2 separate regions of the Mus musculus genome follow, and region 1 is linked to region 2. Evidence: chromatin loops called from intact Hi-C (ENCODE). Cell type or tissue: left cerebral cortex. All regions are shown on one strand. Each heading gives the region's core, and the rest is flanking DNA. Links, peaks and the distances in the headings are about the cores only. Region 1 has its middle 36 kb from the start of Tsr2. Region 2 holds the start of Phf8 (PHD finger protein 8).

Region 1 (11,449 bases), core at 1,257-9,256, 390 kb after region 2:
CTCCTTTGTTCAAATTAAGTTTTTAGTTGGTGTGATGGTTTGTATATGTTTGGCTCAGGGAGTGGCACTATTAGGAGATGTGGCCTTGGAGTAGGTGTGCCACTGTGGGAATGGGCTTAAAACCCTTACTCTAGCTGCCTGGAAGTCAGTCTTCCACTAGTAGCCTTCAGATGAAGATGTAAAACTCTCAGCTCTGCCTAGATGCTACCATGCTCCCACCTTGATAATGGACTGAACCTCTGACCCTGTAAGCCAGCCCCAATTAAACATTGTCCTTATAAGAGTTGCTTTGGTCATGGTGTCTGTTCACAGCAGTAAAACCCTAACTAAGACAGTTGGCATACAATAATGGGCTTCATTATGGCGTCCTCACACATATATCTCAGCACATGTTGCTCATACCCACTCCCATTACCTTCCCCTATCCTCCCTCCCTGCCTCTCACTGCTCTCCAAAAAGTCCTGCTACTGCCTTTGTGTCATATACATGAACACGTGTATATACACTTAAATCTAGATCCTTCATCTGTAAGGAAATGGGATGCTTTTCTTTCTTCCCTCCATTACGCTCTTACCCTTCCCTTTAGAGCCCTTTTACCCTCTCATTATTCCTTTTCTATTTTCACATCATGTATATATACACGTATGTACATATGAATCCAGACTCTGCATAGGAGAGAAATAAGTGATATTTGTCTTTCTGGGCCTGTCTTATTTAGCTTACACAATGACTTCCAATACCACCCATTTCTCGCTAATATCGTAATCTCATTCTTCTCTGTGGATAGCTAAAACTTACATCTAGATAAATAGAGAGAGCACTCATTTTTTTATTAGATATTTTCTTTATATACATTTCAAATGCTATCCCGAAAGTTCCCTATACCCCTCCCCCTGCCCTGCTCCCCTACCCACCCACTCCTGCTTCTTGGCCCTGGCATTCCCCTGTACTGAGGCATATAAAGTTTGCAATACCAAGGGGCCTCTCTTCCCAGTGACAGCCGACTAGAGCACTCATTTTTTAAATTGTTGTTTTCCTCGTGAGCTTGTGTATGCACTCAAACACGTGCCCACAGCACAGATGTATAGGTCAGAGGACACCTTGGGGGAGTTCGTCCTCTTTTTGTACCCTGTGGCTCCAGGTGCACTATCTCAGGTCATTAATCTTGATGGCAGGGCTTCTACCTGCTGGGGCAGCTCCTGGCCCTCATTTCCTTTATCTGTTTGAGAGGCATCTGTTTCCGTACATTGGCTGTTGAGAAAGCATGGGAGTGTGAGTATCTCCATGGCCTGCTGACGCAGATTTTTCCTGGGTATAATCAGTAATTGTGTAGCTGCGTCATAAGATAGCTCTATTTGCAACTTTTTGATGAGTTCCCAAACTGAGATCCATGGTGGCTGTATCAGTTTACATTTCTACCAACAATCCATACATGTTTCTCTTGCTCCATAACCTTGCCAGCATTCATTGTTTTCTTGATGGTGGCTATCCTGACTAGAGTAAAGTGGAATCTCAATGTAGTCTTAACTTGCATTTCTTTGACAGCTAATGATGTTGAACTTTTTTTTCTTTTTTGAGAAGTTAAAAGAAAAAAAAAACACTTCTGTATCTCAAAACATGCCTTTCCCCCTTTCTGTTCTTTCCTTCTCCCTTTTTTTTAATTTTAATTTTATTGGTTATTTTATTTATTTACATTTCAAATGTTATCACCCTTTCTGGTTCCCCCTCTCGAAACCTCCTATCCCATTCCCCTCCCCTGCTTCTATGAGGGTGTTCCCCCACCCACTCCTGCCTCCCTGCCCTCAAATTCCCCTACACTGGGGCATCGAGCCTTCACAGGACCAAAGGGCCTCTCCTCCCATTGATGACTGACAAGGCCATCCTCTGCTACATATGCAGCTGGAGCCATAAGTCCTTCCATGTGTATTCTTTGGTTAGTGGTTTAGTCCCTGGGAGCTCTGGGGGTACTGGTTGGTTCATATTGTTGTTCCTCCTATGGGGCTGCAACCCATTCAGATCCTTCAGTCCTTTCTCCAACTCCTCCATTGGGGCCTCTGTGCTCAGTCCATTGGATGGCTGAGAGCATCCACTTCTGTATTTGTCAGGCTCTGGCACAGCCTCTCAGGGGACAGCTATTTTATTTGTATGAATCTTTGCCTGCACATGCCCACTATGTCCACTCCTGGGCCTACAGAGATCAAAAGATGACTTCCAATCCTCTAGATGATTGTGAGCCATACTCTGGTGCTGCACACTGAACCCAAGTCCTCTGAAAAACAAAACAAACAACTAAAAAAATGCTCTTAAGTGCAGCCATCTCTCCAGCCTCACTTTCCTTTCCTTTTTTTGTTTGTTTGGGTGGTTGGTTTTGGGGTTTTTGAGGCAAGGTTTCTTTGTGTAACCCTAGCTGTCTGTCTTGGAACTCACTCTGTTGACACGAGGCTGGCCTTGAATTTACAGAGATCTGCCTGCTTCTCCCTCCAGAATGCTAGGATTAAAATCCTGTGTCACCACCCCTTTTTTTGTATGGGTGGTGGTGGTGGATGGCTGAGTTTTGTTTGTTTGTTTTTCTCTAAATGTATCCCACAAATTAAAAGTGTAAAACACCATACCGGTATGGATTTCTGTTTTCTTTTTCTTTCATTTATCTATCTATCTTCTATCTATCTATCTATCTATCTACCTAGAATCTTGTCTTTTAGCCCATTCCTCAGCCTCCCAAGTAATAGGTGTGAGACAAGATACTACCTGTTTTCTCTCTGGTGTGCTAAGAGGAACCAGTTTATGATCTGAAGGTATCCTTGAATCAGGAGCAAAGAATACAAAAACAGGGCCAGGCATGGTGGCCAACACCTTTAATCCCAACACTCTGAAAGCAGAGATAGCAGATCTCTGTGAAATTGAGACCAACCTGGTCTACACATATCTAGCACCAGGTCAGGCAAGGTTACATAGTGAGATCCTGTCTCAAAAACCAAACAAGCCAACAAAGAGAATACAAGCCCAGAGGAGAGACGTTTAAGTCAACCACTCTGCCCCCACCTTTCTCTTACTTCCTCTGCAGGACCTCACACATGGCTGCTACAAGCACTTGCTAGCACTTCAATGACCACCTAGCCAGAGTGGGTTTCTGCTGTTTGGAAGTAAGAACATTGACAGATGCAGGGGCAGAGTCAGGAATATTCAGATTACTAAGACGTGTTCTCCACTATCAGCAGCCTGGGCTCTGTGGTTAGTCTTTCTGAAAAAAAAAAGAAAGAAAGAAAAGAGGAGGAGGGAGAAGAGAGAAAAAGAGAGAGGGAGAAAAATCCCATGGTTTATTTTATCATCAAAAATCACTTAAATGTTCCATCAATCTTGGCTGTTTCTCTAATCAACCACATAGCCACTCTAAATTAATTGAACAGCACTTCTTGGTTTGCTGGCATATTTGAGTTTACAGTTTGCTTATCACCTAGCTCTGAGGTAGATCATCTCTGTGCATTATTATTTTGTTTAAATTTGAGACAATCAGCATGCATCTCAGTCTGACTTTCAATTTGCAATCCTGCCCCAGCCCCGGGAGTACTAGGATTATAAGTGTGTACCACCATGATTTCAAAGTCAGGTTTCCAGGCTGAGACTAATAGATCGTAGCTGTGAGAACACTTTTCACTCCAGAGCTGGAGATGGAACCCAAAGCTTTGCTCATACTAGATAAACACTCCATTAACTAAGCTACAGGATCAGCCCCGGAATCTGAAACTCTTGAGTCAGCAAAGCAGATCACCCATTCAGACAATGAGCAAATATTTATTATCTAACTGCTTTAGGATAAGGCCGCAGTAGTAAACAGAGCAGAGGATCTCTGTCTTTGTACAGCTGACATTCTAAGAGATAGGAGCAGTAATCGATTCCACAAGTATTTAACTGGGACAAACAATGGAAAGAAAAAGTGCAAGGTAAGCTTGAGAATGGACAATTGGTTCCAAACTGCTCTTTAGTGTCAGGAAGGTTGGCCCTGTGAAAGGTACATTGAACATTAGACAAACGGTGGGAAGAACATTCCAGGCAGAAAAAAACACTATCTTATCAAGCTCCAGGGGTGATATGCTAGGAAAACAGAAAAAGAGAGAGAGAAGAGCAAATGAGGTCCCATATGGCAGGCACCATTAGCAGCTCTGTAGACCAGCCCTGCTTTTAAACACATTTTTCATTGTGACAAGATACACATAACATAAAATTTGCCTGGTTTGTGGCACTGGGGATTAAACCCAGGACCTTAAGTCTGCTGACCTAAGGCTTTACTGCTGAGCTCACCTCCTGCACTTTAAAGAATCCAGAGGAGCCAAGCGTAGTGGATCACGCCTGACATCCCCGGCATTCAGGAGACTGAGGCAGATGAACTGCCAGAGTTAGAGCTCACACATAGTGAGCCCCATACCAATGTGAAACCTTGTTTAAAGGCTCTCAAGCAATCATTTCTAGATTACTAATACAATATAAATGCTGTATTGCTAAGCTGTTTTTACTTTCTACCTTAAAAAATAAGTATGTTTTTATTATAGAAAATTTGAAAATTACGAGCATATAAGAGAGGAAAAGGAGTGTGATGCACTACTACAAAACAACCCAGGTTCAAGTTTGGTGTCTAGCGTTCCAGTCTGCCTTCTACACATATGGACACATTTTCATATAATTTTATGTATTCTATTTTTAAATAAAAAGTTTGCTTTAGATGATTTTTGCAAACTTTTCCATGCAATTCACAACTTACAAGTTTTAAATGTTGTCTTAGTAGCCCATTTTACATACAAAATAATTAATTTTATTTTTAAAAATTGTATGTGTCAATTATTCATCTTATTTCCTACTTAAAAACGTTTCATACAGTGCATTTTGGTCCAATTCCCCATGCCCCTCCGCCCCGCCCCTCCCCCCCCCCCCCCCCCCCCGTCAACTTCTCACAGATCTCTCCGTACCCAACCACTTCATATTCATTCTCTCTTTTTCACTCTCTTTTTTATTTTTTCTCTTTAAAATGTAAAATCGGGTTGGAAAGATGGCTCAGCAGTTAAAAGCACTGTCTGTTTTCCCAGAGGTCTGGAGATCAATTCCCAATAACTACGCGGTGACTCACAACCATCTATACTGGGATCTGATGCCCTCTTCTGGCGTGTAAGTGTACATGCAGATAGAGCACTCATCTACCAAAATTAAGTCTAAAAAAAATAAATAAATAAAACCAAAGAAAATAAAAAGTAAAAGCACACACACACCAAAATAAAACAAACAAAACCGTCGGGCGTGGTGGCGCATGCCTTTAATCCCAGCACTTGGAAAGCAAAGGCAGGCGAATTTCTGAGTTCGAGGCCAGCCTGGTCTACAGAGTGAGTTCCAGGACAGCCAGGGCTATACAGAGAAACCCTGTCTCAGAAAAACCAACCAACCAACCAAACAAACAAACAAAACCAACAAAAATAACACACAAGTAAAACGCCATGGAGTGTGGTTTGTGTTGACTATTCCTTGCATGTAACCTGCTTTGGAGTGTGGTTGAAGTATCCCGTGTCAACTCTCAAAAAAAGAAAAAAGAAAGAAAGAAAGAAAAGAAAAGAAAAAAGAAAAAAAAGAAAAACTGATTTTATTTTCTCCTTTACATCAGCTATCAATTGCAAATGGCTTCTTAGCAAGGATGAGGCTTTGTATCCATTTCTACTTCTCTATGCTAGGATTTTTTTTTCAAGTTTGAACTTGTCAGGTCAACATATTTATACATACTGCCACAATTTCTGTAAGTTCATAGGTGCATATGTGTTTTGATAAAGACATCCCATTTAGGACTGGGTGATAAAACGGTCTCACTCTCTATGTTATACAGTTGTGGGTCTTTGTGTTAATTGCTATCTACTGCAAGAAGTATTTTCCTTGATGGGAGCTGAGTGATGTACTAATCTATAGTTATAGCAATATGTCATTAGAAGTATTCCTATGTTCATTCAGAAGAACAAAGTAAGTTTTTCCCCAAAGCCAATGGCCTATCTAGTCTCAGGTTCTTGTTCTCATTGACAGTGTCAAGTATGGTTCCATTTTATGAAGTGATCCATCTCTTAAAAATATTTTATAAGGGGCTGGAGAGATGGCTCAGCAGTTAAGAGCACTGACTGCTCTTCCAGAGATCCTGAGTTCAATTCCCAGCAACCACATGGTGGCTCACAACCATCTGTAATGAGATCTGATGCCCTCTTCTGGTGTGTCTGAAGACAGCTACAGTGTACTCACATACATAAAATAAATAAAATTTTAAAAAAATATTTTATAAACACTTTATATATTATATAATTATATAGGACAAAACTACAGCTTACTGACTGGGAAAAGATCTTCACTAACCCTTGATCCAACAGAGGGCTAATATCCAAAATATATAAAGAACCCAAGAAGTTAGACTTCAAAAAACCAAATAATCCAATCAAAAATGGGGTACAGAACTAAACAGAGAATTCTCAACAGAGGAATCTCTAATAGCCGAGAAACACTTAAAGAAACATTCAACATACTTTGTCACCAGGGAAATGCAAATCAAAACGACCCTGAGATTCCACCTTACACCAATCAGAATGGCTAAGATCAAAAACTCAGGTGACAGCATGTGTTGTTGAGGATGTGGAGAAAGGGAAACTCTCCTCCCTTGCTGGTGGGATTGCAAGCTGGTACAACCACTCTGGAAATCAATTTGGGGTTTTCTTAGAAAATTGGAAATAGTTCTATCTGAAGACCCAGCTATACCACTCCTGGGCATACACCCAGAAGATGCTCCACCATACCACAAGGACATGTTCATAGCAGCCTTATTTATAATAGCCAGAAACTGGTATCCCTCAACCAAAGAATGGAAACAGAAAATATGGTATATTTACACAATGGAATACTATTCATCTATTAAACACAAGGACATCATAAATTTCTCAGGGAAATGGATGAACTAGAAAATATCATTCTGAGGTAACCTAGGCCCAAAAGGATATGCATGGTATGTACTTACTGATATATGGATATTAGCCAGAATATTCAGAATAACCATGATACAACTCACAGACACAAAGAAGTTAAACAGAAGGAAGGCCCAAGTGAAAATGTTTGAATCCCCCTTAGAAGGGAGAACAAAATAATCATGAGAGATAGAGGGAGGGAAGGAGCTGGGTGGGAGAGGGGAGGGCAAGGGGAATAGAGGGAGCAGAATCAGGCATGGGGAGGGGCCCAGAGTGCCAAGAAAATGAATGAAAATTTTCAGCTGCCGGGGAGGGGGTGGGGAATGGGGTGAGGGTATTCTCTAGGAAGTTCCAGAGCCTGGGGTGAAGTAGGCTCCCAGGAGTCAATGGAGATGATTTTAGCTGAAATGCCCAACAGTAGAAATATGGAACCAATAGCCACACAGGACCCCTAGTGGAGGGATAAGGAAAACCACCCACTCACAAAACTTTCAACCCCAAATTGGTTCTGTCTAAAAGAAGTGCAGGGACAAAGATGGAGCAGAGACGGAAGGAATGGCGGACCAGTGACTGGCCCAACTTGGGGTCCATTCTATAGGTGGACACCAATCCCTTGACACTATTACTGATGCCATGTTGTGCTTGCAGACAGGACTCTAGCATGGCTGTCCTCTGAGAGGCTCTACCAGCAGCTGACTGAGACAGATGCAGATACTTATAGCCAAACATTGGACTGAGCTAGGGGATTCCTATGGAAGAGTTAGGGGAAGGATTGAAGGGGCTGAAGAGGATTGCAACCCCATAGGAAGACCAACAGTGTCAACTAACCTGCACCCATGGGAGCTCCCAGAGGTTAGGCCAGCAAGCAAAGAGCATACAGGGGCTAATCAGAGGCCGTGGCACATATGTAGCAGAGGGCTGCCTTGTCTGGCCTCAGTGGGAGAGGATGCATCTAACCCTTGATGCACCAAGACTGGGGGATACCAGAGGTGGGGGCTACCCACTCAGAGGCAAAGGGGAGGGGAGGGGCAGCATTTGTGATATAAATAAATAAATAATTTTAATAAATATTTCACATATTATGTAATTGAATATTACATACATAAAATCTACTTTATATTTTATATGTGATTATATACATAATTGTGCATAATTGTATATAATTATGTGATTACATATAATTTATATATGTAATTGTATATAATATAACATATCATATAGAAAATATATCTATATTAAGATAAAGCACACTTATTACATCAGAGTTGGACAAAACAAACTAACAGAGGGAAAAGAGAAAAAGAGAAGACACAAGAATCAAGATATCCACTAATTTACACACTCAGGAATCCCATAAAAATACTAAACTGGGGGCTCCCAGAAACTGAGCTACGACCAAAAGAGCATACATGGGCTACTCTAGGCTGAAAAGCTTAATATATACTCAGAGGTGTCTTGTGTGTGTTGCTTCAGTCTCTGTGAGCTTTGTTCATATTCACTTTCTCCCGCTGATTCAGATGGCCTTGTCTTCCTTGCATCCTCCATTCCCTCTGGCTCTTATACTCTTTCCACGTTCTTTTCCACAGGTTTCCCTGAGCCCTGAGGAAGGGATTTGATGGAGACATCCATTTAGGACTGAATGTTCCAAGGTCTTTATTTCTGTGTAATGTCTGGCTGTGGGTCTCTGTATTTGTTCTCATTTGTGCAGGAGGAAGCTTCTCTAATGATGGCTGAATAAGGCACTGATCTAAGAATATTGCAGAATGTCACTAAAAGTCATTTTATTACTACTTTTTTGTTGCGCGCGCTCAACTGGCCAGGAAGAACGATGCTGCAACAGGATCCTTCTGCACACGTTTATTCAGTCCTGTTTCTTCTTGTTTATATCTCTCTTGTTTATATCTCTCTTGTTTTTATATCTCCCCTGAACCCTGGGCCTCTCACTCTTTTATACTCTCAGTTCCCATCCACGCACAGCAGGCCACGCCACCTCACCAGGCACGCAGCTTCAGCTAATCAGGGCAGCAGGGGCATATCTCCATCAAAATGGATTCACCAGTATCCTGGTACACCTGCGCAGCACTCAAGATGTTTGTGTCTTATATGAGGAAGTCAGGTGCAAGTCATATGACTTAGCTACAGTCTCTGGCGCCTTTAGGACTGCCGCCACACCTGCTCCTAACACTTTTTTTTCCAGAAAAATGTTATTTGGTTTTATGCTAGGTCCCTGGGATATCTAGTCTTTGGATCTTGGTCACTCGAGCAGTGATATTGGTTGGTTACTCTCACAAACTTTGTGCCACCATTGGTCTAGCATATCTTGCATGCATACCACTATTGCAGATGATGAAAGGGGCTATGGCTGGCTTGGTGTTTACTCTTTTGGTTGCATGCTGAGTACCTTCCTATACAAAAATTCTAGAATGTAGAGATGATGGCTCTACATAGGCACCAGTGAATCATCTCCATGCTCAATGGGGTGTGTAGGTGTTGTGTTGCCTTCAGCAATAGGGCCTTGCTGTCAGTTTGTGTTTTTGTCAGAAGTATGGGTTGTTTAGGGATTCTCATGGAACCCTTTTGGCCAACAAAACAGATATAACTCAATCCTGGTACTGGAAGCTTCATTTGGTGATAAGAGACGGCCAGCTGAAGCTCTGTCTTCCCCCCATTTTTGGTGATTTAATTTAGATCAGCCTCATATATGTATATATTTTAGGTGGTTTCTACTGTATTATGTTTCTGTACTACTCCTCAAATGATGCATAATTTTAGCTGTCTCTCCCTATATTCCCTCACTTGTCCCCTTCTTCCTTTCCCACCTCTCCCCACATGATCCTCCCCATTGCTGCTCCCCTACCCATCCATAACTACCTATTCTATTTTCCCCTTTTGTAACAGGATCTATCTGTACTCCCAATCCCTTATTCTATACTTTCTCCTTGTGGTTCTATGGATTGCACAGTTATCATTTATGTAAAAGCTAATATCCACACATAAGTAAATATATACTATATCTGTCTTTCTTGGTCTCAGATACCTCACTCAGTATGATTTTATTTTCTAGTTACATCCACATACCTATGAATTTCATGATGCCATTTTTTTTTTTTTTTTTTTTTTGGTTTTTCGAGACAGAGTTTCTCTGTATAGCCTTGGCTGTCCTGGAATTCACTTTGTAGACCAGGCTGGCCTCGAACTCAGAAATCCACCTGCCTCTGCCTCCTGAGTGCTGGGATTAAAGGCGTGTGCCACCACTCCTGACTGCCATTTTTTTTTTTTAAAAAAAAGCTGAGTAACACTTCATTGTGTAAATGTACCACATTTTCTTTATCTATTCTCCTGTTGAAGGACATTTAGGCTGTCTTCAATTCTTGGTTATTATGAAGAGAACACCAATGAACATGATTGAGCAAGTGTCCTTGAGATAAGATGAAGTGATCTTTGGGCATAGTCCAAGAATTCAATAGCTGGGACTTGAAGTAGATCAATTCCTATCTTCCCGAGGAACCACCACAATGACTTCCCAGTGACTGTACAAGTTTGCGCTCACATCAGCAGTGGAGAAGTGTTCTTTCTCTGCATCCTCACCAGCATGAGCGGTCACTTTTGATTTTGACTTTAGCCATTCTGTTTGGTGTAAGATGGAATCACAGAGTCGATTTGATTTACACTTCTGTTTTAGTGTTTTACTGCTATAACCAGGCACCACAACCAAGGCAACTCTTTTTTTTTTTTTAAAGATTTATTTATTTATTATATGCAAGTACACTGTAGCTGTCTTCAGACACACCAGAAGAGGGAGTCAGATCTTGTTACGGATGGTTGTGAGCCACCATGTGGTTGCTGGGATTTGAACTCTGGACCTTTGGAAGAGCAGTCGGGCGCTCCTACCCACTGAGCCATCGCACCAGCCCCCCAAGGCAACTCTTATAAGGACAACATTTAATTGGGGCTGTCTTAAATGTTCAGAGGTTTAGTCCATTATCATCAAGGAGGAAACATGGCAGCATCCAGGCAAGCACAGTGCAGATAGAGCTGAAAGTTCTACATCTTCATCTGAAGGCTGTTAGCAGAATACTGGCTTCCAGCAGCTAGGAGTAGGATTTTAAAGCCCACACCCACAATTACACACCTACTCTAACAAGACCACACCTACTCCAACAGGGCCACACCTTCTAATAGTGCCATTCCCAAGGCCTAGCATATACAAACCATAACATTACACTCCCTGGACCCCAAAGGCTTGTCCAAGCATATGAGTCTATGGGGGCCATACCTAAACATAACATAATACAAAATACATTCACTCCAACTTCAAAGGCCCCCATAGTTTATAGTAGTCTCAACAATGTTAAAAGTCCAAACTTCAAAGTCTCTTCTGACATTCATCCAATCACTTAACTGTAATCCCCAAAGCAAGTCATGAAACCAGCTGGGAAAACTCCAAACTCTGCATCTCCATGGCTGATGTCAAGGAG
Region 2 (11,449 bases), core at 1,923-9,922:
GGCAATTTGCAAATTCATCTAGAAAAATAAAATACCTAGGATAGCAAAGACTATTCTCAACAATAAAAGAACCTCTGGTAGAATCACCATGCCTGACATTAAGCTGTACTGCAAAGCAATCGTGATAAAAACTGCATGGTACTGGTACAATGACAGACAGGTAGATCAATGGAATAGAATTCAAGACCCAGAAATGAATCCACACACCTATGGTCAGTTGACCTTTGACAAGGGAGCTAAAACCATCCAGTGGAAAAAGGACAGCATTTTCAACAAATGGTGCTGGCACAACTGGTTGTTATCATGTAGAAGAATGCGAATTGATCTATTCTTATCTCCTTGTACAAAGCTCAAGTCTAAGTGGATCAAAGACCTCCACATAAGACCAGAGACACTGAAATTAATAGAGGAGAAAGTGGGGAAAAGCCTCGAAGATATGGGCACAGGGGAAAAATTCCTAAACAGAACAGCAATGGCTTGTGCTGTAAGATCAAGAATTGACAAATGGGACCTCATAAAATTGCAAACCTTCTGCAAGGCAAAAGACACTGTCAATAAGACAAAAAGGCCACCAACAGATTGGGAAAGGATCTTTACCTATCCTAAATCAGATAGGGGACTAATATCCAATATATATAAAGAACTCAAGAAGGTGGACTCCAGAAAATCAAATAACCCCATTAAAAAAATGGTGCTCAGAGCTAAACAAAGAATTTTTACCTGAGGAATACCGAATGGCTGAGAAGCACTTGAAAAAATGTTCAACGTCCTTAATCATCAGGGAAATGCAAATCAAAACAACCCTGAGATTCTACCTCACACCAGTCAGAATGGCTAAGATCAAAAACTCAGGTGACAGCAGATGCTGGCGAGTATATGGAGAAAGAGGAACACTCCTGGTGGGATTGCAAGCTTGTACAACCACTCTGGAAGATAGTCTGGAGGTTCCTCAGAAAACTGGACATAATACTACCGGAAGATCCAGCAATACCTCTCCTGAGCATATATCCAGAAGATGCCCCAACCGGTAAGGACACATGCTCCACTATGTTCATAGCATCCTTATTTATATTAGCCAGAAGCTGGAAAGAGCCCAGATGCCCCTCAACAGAAGAATGGATACAGAAAATATGGTACATTTACACAATGGAATACTACTCAGCTATTAAAAACAATGGATTTATGAAATTCTTGGACAAATGGATGGATCTGGAGGATATCATCCTTAGTGAGGTAACCCAATCACAAAAGAAGTCATTAGATATGCACTCACTGATGAGTGGATATTAGCCCAGAAACATAGAACACCCAAGATACAATTTGCAAAACACAAGAAAATCAAGAAGAGGGAAGACTAATGGATGGATACTTCATTCCTCCTTAGAATAGGGAACAAAATACCCATGAAAGGAGTTACAAAGTTTGGAGCTAAGACAAAAGGATGGACAATCCAGAGACTACCCACCCGGTGATCCATCCCATAATCAGCCACCAAACCCAGACACTATTGCATATGCCAGCAAGATTTTGCTGAAGGGACCCTGTTATAGCTGTCTCTTGTGAGGCTATGCCAGTGCCTGGCAAATATAGAAGTGAATGCTCACAGTCATCTAGATGGAACACAGGGCCCCCAATGGAGAAGCTAGAGAAAGCACCCAAGGAGCTGAAGGGGTCTGCAACTCTATAGGTAGAATAACAATATGAACTTATGAACTAACCAGTATCCCCAGAGCTTGTGTCTCTAGCTGCATATGTAGCAGAAGATGGCCTAGTTGGACATCACAGGGAAGAGAGGCCCTTGGTATTGCAAACTTTATATGCCTCAGTACAGGGGAATGCCAGGGCCAAGAAGTGGGAGTGGGTGGGTAGGGGAACAGGGCAGGGGGGAGGGTATGGGGGACTTTTGAGATAGCATTTGAAGTGTATATTAAGAAAATATCTAATAAAAAAAAAGAAAAGAAATCTTGTAGATTTTTTCTAACAACCTGGCAAATACCCACATTAAAATGCTGGGTGTGGACTGAGGGAGATCACAAAATAGTATTTATAATATAATCGCAACCTATAAAAACATATGTTTTAAGTCAAAGAACAAGAATTAATACAGCAGCAGCAAAAAAATTAACAGTGAATTGTATCCAACAGACCCATAGATGACTTTTTTATTTCCTTCTATTATTCTTTTTTTTTTGTATTTTCTATAGTGGACATGTCTCACCTATATAATAAGAAAAAAAATCTTTTTTTTTTTTTTGCATAGGCCAGCCTTGACTTTGCAATCCCCTTCCTCAGTCTCCAAAGTAACTGTAATTACAGGCCTATGCCCTAAAGCCCATTTAAAAAAAATTAATTCTTTTAAAAATCTGGGTTGGTCCCAGCACTTGGGAGGCGGAGGCAGGGAAATTTCTGAGTTCGAGGCCAGCCTGGTAGCCTGGTCTACAGAGTGAGTTCCAGGACAGCCAGGGTTGTACAGAGAAACCCTGTTTCAAAAAACCAAAAAAAAAAAAAAAATCTGGGTTGGGCCGATGAAATACCTCACTAGGTGGTACTTGTCACCAAGCCTGACAACCTGAGTTTATTCCTGGTCTTACATGGTGCAAGGAGAAAATTGACTCCTCCAAGTTGTCTTGTGATCTCCACATTCATAACATGCTATGTACACACAAGTGCCACCCCCCACGCACCCACACTCACACTTTAAAATCTAACTTTCAGGAACTAGGGAGATGGCTCAGCTTGCTATGAAAGTAAGAGGGCCTGAGTTCAAATCCCCAAAACTACCATAAAACTGAGCATGGCCATAAATGCTTGCAACACTAGCAATGAGGGCAAACAGACAAATGTATCTCTGGAGCTTGCTAGCCAGCTAGCCTAAGCCAAGCTCCAGGTTTGGCATGAAAGATAAGGTGGAGAGCAGTAAAGAAAGCTACCTGATAGCTCCTCAAGCGTATGTGCACACATGGATGCATATACACATACATACTCACAGGAGTGTGCTCTCCCACAAGTGTAACTTTTAGGCTGGGGAGAAGGCTCAGTGAGTAAAGTGTTTACTAGGCAAACATGAGGACTTTAGTTCAATCTCCAGAACATATGTAAGAAAGATTCAAGTCCATATAATCCCAGTGGTAGGGAGAGAAATGGGAAAATCCCTGCGGCTATCTGGCCCACCTGCCTAGGCTACTTATAAAGTACCAGGCCACGGGGAGACCCTAGCTAAAAAAAAAAAAAAAACCAACAAGATGGCTGGTTCCTGAGGACTGAGGCCTGGAAGCCTGAGGCTGACCTCTGGCTTCCATACATGTGTACACACCCGGATACAGAAACCCGCACAAGTAGAAGAAAAATTTGAACTTTCAGACTTGGGTACAGACAAAATAATTTATGGAATGTCAGTTATGGAGTCTGACACAGGGTAAGAAGTTAGGAAACATTCATTCCTGTTGTGTTTTCAGATTTCTACACTGTGAGCAAAAGCCCTTTTAAAGAGATATCATACACACTTCCAAACTAAGGGCCATAGTGAAATAAGTTTTTTTCATTATGACTTGCTTATTTATTCAAAACTGTACTAAATATCTACTGCATATTTAGCACTAGAAATACTAAAAAGAAACAGAAAAGGTATCTCTACCTCTAGGAAGTAACAGACATATGTGCAACTATAAGATTAAATAATTTTTTTTTAATTTTTTTGATATTTTGAGGCAAGAGCTTTCCACTGAATTATATCCCAAGCTCTTTACATTATTATTATTATTATTATTATTATTATTATTATTATTGAGACAGAATCGTGCTAAGTTGCCATGCTGGCCTTGAACTGGCTCAGGCAGGCCTTGAACATGAGACCCACTGACCCCACCCTTACTTTGTTTTTGAGTATAACAGGAACAGCTCCTTTAAAAATTGACAACTTAACATTCTAGAACTTATATAGTAAGAGAATGGTCCCGAATACTGTTTTTTATTAAACTCCAGTATACAAATTCCCTCAGTAATAGGATAATATTTTGATTTTTATTATATACACTAATCTCACTGGAAACCTGGGTGACAGACAGGTGCATTTGTCCTGTTGTTTTACCCTACGTCTTTTAATTTTAATGTAGTTAGACAGTCCTGCAGACGGCACAGAAATAAAATATTTTTCTGGTTCTGCATCCATTTATAGAATGCAAGCAAACTGCTTTACAGCTATGAAAGAGGTATTGATTTGTAAGTGAGGCTCACAGAAGCAAAAGCAACTTTGGCCAAGGCCACTGATAGTAAGTTACAAAGAAATCCATGTTCTTAAACTCAGATATCTCAAAAATGCAGTGCTGCCTCCCCCAAAGCCAGGATACGAGGGAAAACACAACCATACAACTGATAATTTCTTTGTAGCTAGAACGCAGCTAGAAAATCAAATACGTATGCATATATATACATATATATGTATATTCATGTACATACACAAAGTACAATAAATATACATAGGGAAACAGAGAGAAACCACAGACCACTGTCAGCTAGGACCTAGTTGTTGGGCAAGGAGCGATAGAAAAACCTAGGTCTAGTAAATTGACGGAGGGGCTAGTTTCTGAGCAGTAGGTAGAAAACAGGGCTGAGAGGAGGAGAGAGCAAGTGAAAACAACACACCTGGCCAATGCTCCCTGACCAGCCTGGCCTGCCCTTCTTACCTGCCGTGAAACCAGTCCTGGCACATGTCACACTCGATCATGAAGCGGGTCACATCATAAGGCAGTCGACAGAGGCAATACACAGGCACCGAGGCCATCTTCACAGGGGGTTGGATCGTTTTGCGCCGTGCCAGTTTTGAAGCTTTACTGGGTCTGAAGGCAGCAACAAGCGCCTTCTCTAGACGATGGCTAGACACAAACAACACTTCTTTACCAAGTGACTCCTCCGGCCCCGGGTTTCCAAATCGTTCCGTGTCTCCGCCCCCACCCCACCCCCTGGGTACCAACCTCCAGTTCTGAAAAAGGGAGTAACCGAGCCAGGACTCAACACAGCTGGTGAGAGTGCAGGAGTTAAGTGGAGAAAGTCCACCCACCCTTCAGGATTTCTTTCACTTGGAAAGAACAGCAAGAACGTTCTGCTATCTGCTCTGCCCTGCCTTCCAAACGCCTCCCCCAGACCCCTACCTTCTTTGGCCCTGAAGTCAGTGACAACTTCTTTCCGGGTTTCATGTAAATATCTGAAAGCTTTCGGGAAGCTTATTTAATCCCTCACTGAACCCCCTCTCTTCACTGCCCTCTTGCTTCCCAGGACTCTCAGCTCCCTTTATTATGACGCAAACCGCGGCATAAAGGATGAGGCTGGGAAGAGGGAAGCTGAGGGAGAGACCAGAGACCCTGTCTAGCCCCCCAAAATAGGAAGAAGCAGAGATGCGGAAATCCCTGAAGGTCTCCGCAGGTTATTCCGAATTACGCCCCCCCACCCCACCCCCCAAAGCCTTCGGGAACAAGACAAACAAGACTAGGCACCCAACTCAAATCACAGTCCTGGGATCGCGTTGGGAGAGTTTAAATGATCCTTTTCGTCATTCTCAGTATCATTCCCTCCCGAGCAGTAAGGAGTCTCATTCTGCTCCAAAATGAAATAAACCGCAATTTCGTCCTCCACTCCAAAGCTGACAGGGAGCTCATCTCCCCCCCTGACACTGAAAAGGATCTCTTCGAAGCCCCAGGAAACCCACTAGAATCTCCTCGCCGCCGCGAAACTAAGCGAAGAATTTGTTTTCCCCTCCACAGCTCCAAATGGCAGGCATTGCCTTGCAATCCCCTCCGACCGCCGAGGGTTCGGCTGGACCCCTCACCTGACAGACGTCTCGTCTTAAATTAGAACGCAGCTTGCTTGCAGCCCCCAAAACTTACGAGGAGCTCTCTACGCCTCCCCACACACACACTGACAGGAACCTTTTTTATGCCCCAAACCTGATAAAAAATGTCCACGGTCCCAAACGCTACAGAGCTCTCTTCATGCCCGAGGCTGCAGGGGGCAAGTCCTCAGGGAACAGAGCTCAGCCCCAGAGACTCGCCTGCCGCTGGGCTCGCTCCGGGGCAACCCAGCTCTGCGCTAAGCACAGGCTGGCCGGGCAGTTCCGGCCCGAGGCGGCGCGCGCTGAATGCTGGGATTGCCGCTGCCAAACTGTGAAGCTGACTTGCCTTCTCCTAGAAACCACATGCCGCGTCACGCAGTGCCCGGGCTCTGACGGGGCTTTCGGGCAGTGTCCACCTCAGCCCTCCCACCGTCTGGCCCTCAGAGCCTTCTAGAGACCGAGGTCTCAGCCGGGGCTGGGGGTCGGGGTCGGGGCCGCCGGGCGCACTGGCAAGTGGCTTTGTCGCTGCCCCCTTCGCGAGACAGGCTTGCGGCGGCTGGAGAAAGACCGCCGGAGAGGTCGCCGGGAGAAGCCACTCTCGGGGGGTTGTAGGAGATTCAAAGCAATCAATAAAGTTTATTCAAAATCGCGAGGCAGTTGAGGCGGAGAGGGGTGGAGAGATATGGTAAACAGCTACCATATTGAGAGTGGCGGCGTTCTGGGAAAGAGACGAGCCCGCCGCCATCTTACGAGGCTCGGGCACGGGAGGTGAAGGTGGAGCCCGGCACGTCAAGCCGGCGGCTCTTGCGTGACGTCATGGGGCGGGGCGACACCTTGAGGGAGCCTAGGATGTTGCGCCTCGTCTAGGTGGCCCAATGGCGCATAAGACCTTGAGCTGATAGGCGGAGGAGCCGCCATCTTAGGCGAGGCGGTAGTTTGGCTCCATTTTGAGTGGGGCCTGGAGCGTAAGTCTTCCGTAACCCCGGGTAAACACGGAGTTGGAAAAAAAAAAGCCAAACCCGCACCTTCCTCCGCCCGCCCCCCTAGCACTCGCCGCCCCTCGCTAGTCTCCTCCTCCGAGAGGAGGTGAGGTCCGTGGCTCCGGGCGGCAGAAGTGTTACATAGGGCTGCGGGGGCGGGTTTCAGCCTTGGGGGATAGGCTCCTGTCCATTGAGCCCTGATAGTGGACGAGGTCCTTTTCCCACGGTTGGAGTTATCATTTAATCTTTCACTCTGTGAGAGGAAAAAAACTGCGATTATCACCAAATGAAGAAACAGGTTTAGAGAAGGAAAGTGATCTGAGAGCCTGGGAATTAAAAAAAACAAAATAAAACAAAAAAACCTCTTTCCCCCAGCAGGCTCTTCCCAGGGTCTCTGTCATGAACCATGCAGGTTCAATTCCATGAGAAGCAAAAATCAGTTCACGGCTTTCCATATATCTGTACCAGGATTTTCTGACTGCTTTAAGGTGGCACTGTTTGATTTTGTTTTTTCTTCAGACATTAATGAAATATCCCTAGTTCTCTTGCTGTATCACTTTCTTGCAGGATCTCATTACTTTATAGAATAAACTGTATTAAAAGTTGTTTTCTGGAACTGGAGAGATGGCTCAGAGGTTAGAAGCACTGGCTGCTCTTCCAGAGGACCTAGTTCAATTCCCAACACCCACATGGCAGCTCACAGCTGTCTGTAACAGGGGGCCTGGCACCCTCACATAAGACACACATGCAGGTAAAACACCAAAGCACATAACATAAAAATAAAGAAATTTTAGAAAAAAATATTTTCTTACCAAAAGAGGAAGAGTGGCGTGGAAAAAAAGAATATGTGTAAAACAGTTTTCTGGCAAACATATACAGGGACAAAAGTGTCCTTGTCAGAGAAAAATAATTTCCCTCTTCTTGTTTCCTCATTTCTCCTTTCCTTTCCACCTCAGCCTCGGCTTCTTGAGTGCTGTGATTATTATCTGGTGGAGAACTCTTTAAAAACCATCTGAGAGAATGGGGCAAGAGAGTGACAACTTTAACAAGAAAGGAAAAAGGGAGGAAAGAAAATGAAGAGTAAAATAAGCTAAGCCTCATGGGCTGCTTGCTGTTGTAAGCTATGCTGCAGGGAGTCTAAGAGGATATATAAAGATTTGCTAAGGCCCTCAATACAGCTCAGTTGGTAGGATATTGCTTAGCATCCACAAACCCCCAGTGTTCAATTCTCAGAACTGCATAAGCCTTGGGTGGTAGCCCATGTACTCAGGAGGTCCCAAAGTTCAAAGTCATCCTTATTTACAAAAGTTCTAGGCCAGCCTGGGATACATGAAATCACAGCTCAAAAACAAAGTTTAATACTACTGTATACAAAAATAAGGTTCATGAACAATGGTGGCATAGGCCTTTAATCCCAGCAGTCTGGAGGAAGAGGCAGGCAGTTATCTGTGAGTCCAAGGCCACCCTGGTGTACAGAGGGAGTTCCAGGACAGCCAGGGCTGAACACAGAGAAATCCTGTCTCGAAAAAACAAAAAAACAAAAACAACGACAAAAATTGAGGTGCACAAATGCATGGAGGCGCATGGGGAGTCATACTGTAAGAAGTTAAATCAAGAGCTATTATAGTACAAAATGCAAGAGTTTAGATTTTATCTTTTAAGGAATAAGAAACTACTGAAAATTTTAAAATGGGGGAGGGACCACAACTGCCTGAGAGTATATATGGGAACCACATGTGTGCAGGACTGTATAAAGGTAAGAAGAGGGTTCTGGATCCCACAGAACTAAAGTTAGAGGAGGAGATATGAACTACTGCCTTAGGGTTTTACTGCTGTGACCAGACACCACGACCAAGGCAACTCTTATAAGAACAACATTTAATTGAGGCTGGCTTACAGGTTCATAAGGCTCAGTTCATTATCATTAAGGCAGGAACATGGAAGCATCCAGGCAGGCATGGTTCAGGAGGAGCTGAGAGTTCTACATCTTCATCTGAAGGCTGCTAGTGGAAGACTCACTTCCAAGCAGCTAGGGTGAGGATCTCAAGCCCACGCCCACAAGGACACACCTACTCCAACAAGGCCACACCTTCTAATGCAGCCACTCCCTGGGCCAAGTGTATACAAACCATCACAACTGCCTTGGGTCATGGGAACTGAACCCAAACTCTCTGCAAGAGTTGTAAGCACTCTTAACTACTGAGTTATCTCTCTAGTAACTGAACTGTCTTTGCACCTTAGCCAGAGTAGTGTGCAATTTTATTAGGACCTGAAACATATTTTGAGATGTTATAGATCAGTTAATACTAAAGTTGGCTTCAAAGACATGCAATGCAGTAAGAATATTTTTAGAGATAATTTCAGTGCTACATATGAATGTCCTAGCTAAACAAACTAAATATAACCCCAAATGAACTTATTAGGTGAACCTCAAATTTTTGTTTTGTTTTGTCTTGTTTTGGTTCTTTCGAGACAGGGTCTCACTATGTAGTTCTAGTTGTCTTGGAACTCACTATCACTATGTAGACCAGGCTGGCCTTGAACTCATGTAGATCTGAATGCCTTTGCCTCTGGAGTTCTGGGATTAAAGGCATGGGCCACTATGCTTGAATGAACCTCAAATTTTTCTAAGGTTTCTCTAATACCCACTAACATAAAGAAAACTATGATGAGGCTCACAGTGGAAATGAACAGTTTGACTAAACTGCAGACTTTATAAAACACATAGCCATGTGACAGCATAGCAAGATGACAATACTTGCAGCTTAAGCCTTTTAACTTTACAAAGAATCAGGGATGGGGACTGGAGGAAAAAAAAAGAAGAAAAGATATCAAGATAGTGAGTGGGGCCAGAAAATAGTTTGGTAATCTGGATATTTTGGAGGCTGAATCAGACCTTTAGGAGTAATTGAAAGCTGAAGTGAATGAGGAAAAGAGATAGGAGTTCATTTCTGAGTTTAGCCTCAGAATGAGTGCATGGATGGTACCACTGACTAAGCCAGGGTATACAGAAAAAAACAGGTTTTGTAGAGACAAATAAAATGTAGTTTTAAATTGGAGTATGTTAAGGGCAGTGGTGGTGCACGCCTTTAATTCCAGCACTTGGGAGGCAGAGGCAGGTGGATTTCTGAGTTCCAGGACAGCCAGGGCTACACAGAGAAAACCTGTCTCGAAAAAAAACAAGGCATATGTATGAAACTCACTGAATCAGCATTCTCTTCTTTCTTCCTCCTTCCTTTTTAGCTCTTCTTCCATTCTTTTGTTTTGTTTTGTTTTGTTTTGTTTTGTTTTTTCCTTCTTACTCCAGCCTTGCTCACTCCGGCCCAAAGATTTATTTATTATATGTAGGTATACTGTAGCTGTCTTCAGACACACCAGAAGAGGGCATCCCACTATAGATGGTTGTGAGCACCATGTGGTTGCTGGGATTTGAACTCAGGACCTCTGGAAGAGCAGTCAGTGCTCTTAACCACTGAGCCATCTTTCCAGCCTTTGTTTTGGTTTTTGAGACAGAGTTTCACTGTATAACCAAGATGACCTCAAACTCATTATATAGCCCAGGCTAGCCTCTAACTCATGCTCCTTCTTTCCATATATTGTTGTAGGACACAGTCAACAATTCTTTTTCTTTTTCTGAGATACAGCTTCCCTGTGTAGCCCTGGCTGTTCTGGAACTTGATCTGTAGACCAAGCTGGCCTCAACCTTATTGAGATCAGCCTACTTCTGCCTGCTGAGTGCTGGGATTAATGGTGTGTACCACTTCTGCCCAGGCAAAAATTATATTAGTTTTATTTGTGTGTGAGTGCTTTGTTTTACATGAATGTCTGTGCTCATGTGTGAGCTTGGTTTCTGAAGAAGTCAGAGAAGACTGTCAGAGGCCCAGCAAGTGAAATTGAAGATGGTTGTGAACTACGTTGTGCTACTGGGAGTTGAACCCAGGTCTTGTAAGAACAGCCAGCAAGTTTTTTTTTAATTAATTAATTTATTTATTTATTTTTACTTATTCACTTTACATCCTGCTCACTGTCCCCTCCTGGTCACTGCCCCCCCCCCCACACACACAGTCCTTTGCTCTCTTTCTCCTCTGAGGGGGTGGAGCCTCTTGGTATTTCCACACCCTAGCACTTCAAGTCTCCCACTGAGGCCAGACAAGACAGCCCGACTAGAAGACATCCCACATACAGGCTACAGCTTTTGGGATAGCCTATGTTCAGGACCCACGTGAAGGCCAAGCTGCACAACTGCTACACATGAGTGGGGAGGCCTAGGTCTAGCCTGTGCATGCTCTTTGGTTGGTGGTTCAGTCTCTGAGAGCCCCCAAGGGTACAGGTTAGTTGACTCTGTTGTTCTTCCTGTGGAGTTCTATCCCTTCAGGGGCCACCTCTCCCAACAGGTCTTTATTAACCAGCACCAGGCACTGTACTAGGTGCTGAGGATGATAATGGATAATAAAATAAAGGTTCTCTCATGTCTAGTGTGCACCTGCTATTCTAGACACCAGGGATTCTGGAATGAATAAAACAGACAAAATCCATGTTCTTGTGACTCACATTCCAGTAAGGGAGACAGATAATACAGTCAAATAAGATAATTCCTAAGTGTAATGAATGCTATCAGGAAAACAGGACAAGTTACAAAATAGAG

What was found. Hi-C counts contacts between places; a loop is a spot of excess contacts. Peaks named below come from ENCODE experiments on the same cell type or tissue, not always from the same donor. Only the 100,000 strongest peaks of a DNase experiment are listed, where the experiment ranks them.
Region 1: it touches region 2 in a loop (7-fold over the local background); 2 of 42 quality-filtered maps call a loop at or near these places.

Annotation. Positions count from the first base shown.
Region 1 is chrX:151,126,676-151,138,124 of GRCm38, reverse strand. No RefSeq gene overlaps it. Among named protein-coding and RNA genes, the nearest start is that of Tsr2, 36 kb to the right of the region's middle. In left cerebral cortex, for the core only: CTCF peaks have their summits at 5,151 (motif pointing left) and 7,454; a DNase peak (open chromatin) is centred at 5,138.
Region 2 is chrX:151,515,810-151,527,258 of GRCm38, reverse strand. Phf8 (PHD finger protein 8) reads right to left here and starts at 6,587. Exons shown (of 22, transcript NM_001113354.1): 1 at 5,822-6,587; 2 at 4,683-4,871. The coding sequence starts at 4,780. In left cerebral cortex, for the core only: a CTCF peak has its summit at 6,653; DNase peaks (open chromatin) are centred at 5,236, 5,683, 6,147, 6,654 and 1 more place; H3K4me3 peaks cover 3,289 bases; H3K27ac peaks cover 2,096 bases.